Linked DNA regions of Homo sapiens: region 2 is linked to region 1. A link is an interaction called in ENCODE POLR2A ChIA-PET data of the cell type or tissue named here. Cell type or tissue: PC-9. All regions are shown on one strand.

Evidence for each region. Peaks named below come from ENCODE experiments on the same cell type or tissue, not always from the same donor. Only the 100,000 strongest peaks of a DNase experiment are listed, where the experiment ranks them.
Region 2: POLR2A ChIA-PET joins it to region 1 with 33 read pairs; 3 of 35 experiments call an interaction of 5 or more read pairs at or near these places.

What each region holds. Positions count from the first base shown.
Region 1 is chr1:43,204,750-43,207,249 of GRCh38, forward strand. It overlaps CFAP57 (cilia and flagella associated protein 57), which reads left to right. Exons shown (of 23, transcript NM_001378189.1): 10 at 1,971-2,183. LOC105378685 (a long non-coding RNA gene) reads right to left here. Exons shown (of 5, transcript XR_007066041.1): 4 at 1,597-1,643. Among named protein-coding and RNA genes, the nearest start is that of CFAP57, 34 kb to the left of the region's middle. RefSeq lists an enhancer at 1,444-2,500. In PC-9, no CTCF peak of the experiment used is centred here; DNase peaks (open chromatin) are centred at 1,102 and 2,302; H3K4me3 peaks cover 780 bases; H3K27ac peaks cover 2,339 bases.
Region 2 is chr1:42,962,853-42,965,352 of GRCh38, forward strand. The region is part of intron 1 of SLC2A1-DT (SLC2A1 divergent transcript); the gene reads left to right. Among named protein-coding and RNA genes, the nearest start is that of SLC2A1-DT, 5.1 kb to the left of the region's middle. RefSeq lists a silencer at 1-120. In PC-9, no CTCF peak of the experiment used is centred here; DNase peaks (open chromatin) are centred at 909 and 1,489; H3K4me3 peaks cover 675 bases; H3K27ac peaks cover 2,183 bases.

The sequences.
Region 1 (2,500 bases):
TGCTATCACAGTTCAGAGAGTGATGGCTTTTGCATCATGTTCAGCCAGAGACTGGTAGTTTGGATGACCCCTTTCTGATTGTTCATAAGAGGGTACAGCCTTGGGCATGCACAGAGTCTTCCAGGCTGCGAGGGATGAATATGATTTCATTTTTAAGCCTGGCTTCCTAGGAGATGCCCCTGGGTCGGGAGAGCTTAATGTTCCGCATTTGGTAGACTGTTGTGTTTGGTAGGCCCGTTGTGCCAGTGAGACTCTGCCCTATGTTAACGGGTCTTTGTGTAGCTTAGGAGATGCTTTCAAGTTTTCCTCATATCCCACTCTGACTGCACCTGAATCAGTACAGTCTAACACATACACAAGACCTTCCAGCCTCTAGAGTTGTCTGTTATCCCTGAAGGACTCTTCTTCTCTGTCCCTTTCCCTTGTTCTATCAAAATTCCACTCCTCTATATCATTTTGCTTACATCCTGGAGTTATCAGCCTCCTCTTAATCACTTTCCACCAAGATCTCCACTGTTTTAGACAATGCCCATAGGCATGGACTTTTCCATGTTCTATTCCAAATAAAGTCAGCCCCCTCAAGCAGAGCTGTAGAGCTCCCTGTCTTAGCACCTGACTTTCCCACAGACAGAACCTTTGCTCCACTGCACCAGAGCTGGGGCGGGGACCTGCTTTTCCAGGAGTAACATCCTCACTTCTGTGAGTGACACTTGAGGTGTGTGCGTGTGTGTGCACATGCGTGTGTATGTGTGTGTGCACGTATGTAAGCCCCTGGTCTTTTTGGCTTGCCCTTCATGGCTTGGAACTTTCACTCTATAAGCAAACTGGGTCAGGAATCATTAGGGCACAGTTATTCTCAGTATGCTGAGCTTAGAGTGGAGTTTCTTCCAACAAGTGACAATGGGCCGAGGGGAAGAGAGTCTGAGCCCTCTTGGCCACACCTGCTTGGAATAGAGCTTCTGCAACATGGGGCTGGGGTAAGAATAAGAAATCCCAGCAGTTTCCCTTTCCAGACCGAAACCATAGCCCAAGATCAGGAGCTATGGGGAGAGGGAGTCGCTTATCTTGGCCACATCTGCCCAGAGTGCACAGCAGTGAAGTTTCTGGAGCTGAGGCCGTAACAGAGCGAGTCATGGCTTAAATGCAGCAGACTCTGTTCTTACTGGGATTGAGTAGATTTTCTTGAATAAATGTTTTTCCATTTGCTGTATTCCCTGAGGACAATTTCCAGAGACATTTTATTTATTTTATTTTAGACAGGGTCTCACTCTGTCACTGAGGCCAGAGGGCAGAGGTACACTCATAGCTCACTGCAGCCTCAGCCTCCCCAGTTCAAACCATCTTCCTGCCTCAGGCACATGCCACCATGCCCAGCTTATTATTTTTATTTTTATAAAGACAGGGTTTCACTATGTTACCCAGGCTATTCTCAAACTGCTGGGCTCAAGTGATCCTTCCACCTCAGCCTCCCAAAGTGTTGGGACTACAGATGTGATCCACTGCACCCAGCCTTCTAAAGACTTTAAATGATTATTTTTTATCATATTTACCAGTTAACCTACATTGTCAGAGAGAAGGTCAAGTTGAGGTTCTTACCGTGCCATTCCAGAAGTCCACTCTCTCTGTGCTATTTTTGCAAGTTTCTGTGAATACATAATTATTTCAAAAATGTTTTGAAAAAACAGCAATAATTGGTTGGTTCTAGCCTTAAGAAACCTGTAGGATTCAGTCTTTACGTTCATAAAGTGAAAAAGAAATGAGAGTGTTTCATCTTCAGTAATTTGCAAGCGTCATAGAAAACAGAATGTGAACGTTCACAAGAAGCTATGTTTTGTGCTAACAGAAGGGCCTACAGCAGGAAAGGACGTTCTGCTCAGTCTAGTGGAGCACCTAAGGAGTTTGCACCCTTTTCTGTGTTAGGGTGTAAGTGTGTGTACACTCTTCACTGGATATGTCTTCCTCTCCTGCAGATTCGCTCAATTGTGTGGAATGCAGATGATAGCAAACTGATTTCTGGTGGCACAGATGGTGCTGTGTATGAATGGAATCTGTCCACAGGAAAGAGAGAGACAGAATGCGTGCTCAAGTCTTGCAGCTACAACTGTGTTACTGTCTCCCCCGATGCCAAAATTATCTTTGCTGTTGGATCAGACCACACCCTCAAGGAGATTGCAGATTCCTTGGTGAGTCTGCCCCTGCCCCGCCTCTGGGCTGGTGCACGGATCTGCAGGGACAGCTTCCCGTGCTTACAGCACAAAGTATGCACGGAATGAGGGCCTCTGCATACAGGGCCCCTTCTTCCCAAGATAACATCAGGCTCCTCATTCCTTTTAGATTAGCTCAGTTATCGTCACTTCCTGAATTTCCTGCCTAGTTTCCTTCCTGACTGGGTGAAATTGTAAATTGCGGGGCTCTTTTTCATTTCCCTTTTACTTGCTGTCTGTAACTTCTCTCCCACCTTCCAGGCATGGAGGTCATGTCATCTCTAAACTGTACTCTT
Region 2 (2,500 bases), 240 kb before region 1:
GCCGTGCAGGGCGGGTCCTAGCAGCTCCAGAGTTAGGAGTGAGTAAGGCGGGCTGGGAAAAGACTCTGTTGCCTTTAAAGGCAAGCGTCCCTGGCAGCCAGGAGGAAAGGTTTTGCTGAGTCAGCTACAATTGGTACAAGAGGGGATAGCAGGGGCTGGGACGGAAGCCCCCCTAATCCAAAGGGTGTTTTGCAATTCAAATCCTCCTGGATTGCAGGTAAACACAGTGATGGATTCCAGGAAGGTCTGATGGGCCAGGCAGGACAGTTTTGTGTGTTTAATGTTTTCATTCTGATTTGCACATCTGCTTGAACCACCTGCTTTCAGAAAGCTTTTCGGCATCCCTTCTTTATCTTCTGTATGCCCTCCGACCCTCTGCAAATGCACTTATCAGGGCTACCACCTGCTCGCTGATGCTGGGGGAATTGAAGGCACATACTCCCCTCCCTTCTCTCCTGACTACCAGGCTTTTCTGTCCAGCTGCCTCCAGGATGTCCCTCTGGATGTCCCACAGGTCCCTCACACTCACCATGCTCAAACCTGAACTCATTATCTTTGCCCATCCCTTCCTGTCCCCACCCTAGAAATGGCTCCTCTAGCCACCAAATTGCCCTAGCCAGAGATCTGGTATCTTCCCTGACCCCTCTCTGTCTCCCTCATTCCCCATATCCAGTCAATCCCGTGGACTTTGCCTGCCCATCCCGTGGACTCTGCCTGCCCTCTCCATGCAGACAGTCCCTCCTCCAGCATAGGCTAGGACCACTATTCATTCATCCTCCTCCCTGCCACCACACTGGTCTCTTTAAAATGCACAGCTGACCACATCACTGCTTTGTTCAAACATCTTTCCATGGCACGCAATAATGTGGCTGAATCTCACAGACATATTGAGTGATAGCAGCTGTGCGAAAGAGTGTGATGTCATGTGTATAAAGTTTAAAAACAGGCAAAACTTATCTCCGGGGTAACAGTAGTTACCCTTGGAAGGGAGGGTCGCGACTCTGGGGGCGGGTGCTGGTAATCAGGGTGAGGCAGGTGGAGACCAGATCAGCAGTACTGATGTTTTTTCCTTTTGCCTCGAGCTTTAATATGACTCAGCACAGCATGTTACTAATCCTGTTTTTATTTAAAATTTTGATATTTTGTCATCATGGATTTTTTGCATTAATTCTGGTTTTTCAAAAATACTGCATTAAAAATATTATTTATCCTGATGACAGAGTCCGCCGCCCCCCTCTACCCCCCTCCACCCCTGCTTAAATTTTACAGGGGAGGTGAGTGCCTTTCTTGTGACACCCTGTTTCTGACCGTGTTGGTAATGTTGTTTCCTCATCAGGGTGCTGGTTGCGGGTGTGTTTAGTTTGTGAAAATGCATTGAGGTGTGTACATTTCTGATTTTCGTACTCTTCTGAATGCATATTTTGCTTCAATTAACCAAATTGAATTTTTTTTTTTTTTTTTTTTTACTTAAAATATTTCTGTAATTCCAAGGGAGTGTCTCCATCTGCTTCTTCCAGTGTCCCCAGCACCAAAAACAGCACCTGCCTCACACTGGGTCTCCTACATTTTTGTTGAATGAAGGAATACAACATTTCAGTTAATTTAATTCCAACAGCAACTCTATGAAATAAGTATTTCTCTATTTTCTTTTTTTTTTCTTTTTTTGAGATGGAGTCTCACTGTTGCCAGGCTGGAGTGCAGTGGCGCAATCTCGGCTCGCTGTAACCTCCGACTTCCGGGTTCAATAGATTCTTCTGCCCCAGCCTCCCAAGTAGCTGGGATTACAGGTGCGCACCACCACGCCCAGCTAATTTTTGTATTTTTAGTAGAAACGGGGTTTCATGATGTTGGCCAGGGTGGTCTCGATCTCTTGACCTCGTGATCCGCCCGCCTTGGCCTTCCAAAGTGCTGGGATTATAGGCGTGAGCCACTGCGCCTGGCCTTTTTCTCTCTGTTTTCTAAAGGAGAAAACTGAGGCTCAGGGAAGTAATTTGCCCAAAATCACACAGGTAGTGTGAGTTCCAGCACCTGGATTGAAAAAATAAATGGAGTCAGGTGTGGTGGTGCGTGCCTATAGTCCCAGCTACTAAAGAGGCTGAGGCAGGAGGATTGCTTGAGCTCAAAAGTTCAAGTCCAGCCTGGGCAACATGGTGAGACCCCATCTCTAAAAATAAATAAATAGGCCAGGCGCAGTGGCTCACACCTGTAATCCCAGCACTTTGGGAGGCCAAGGCAGGGGGATCATGAGGTCAGGCATTCGAGACCAGCCTGACCAACATGATGAAACCCCATCTTTCCTAAAAATACAAAAATTAGCCAGGCGTGGTGGTGTGCACCTGTAATCCCAGCTACTTGGGAGGCTGAGGCAGAACAACCTATTGAACCCAGGAGACGGAGGTTGCAGTGAGTTGAGATTGCACCACTGTACTCCAGCCTGGGCAACAGAGCAAGACTCCGTCTCAAAAAAAATTTTTTTTTAATAAAAATAAAAAATAATAAT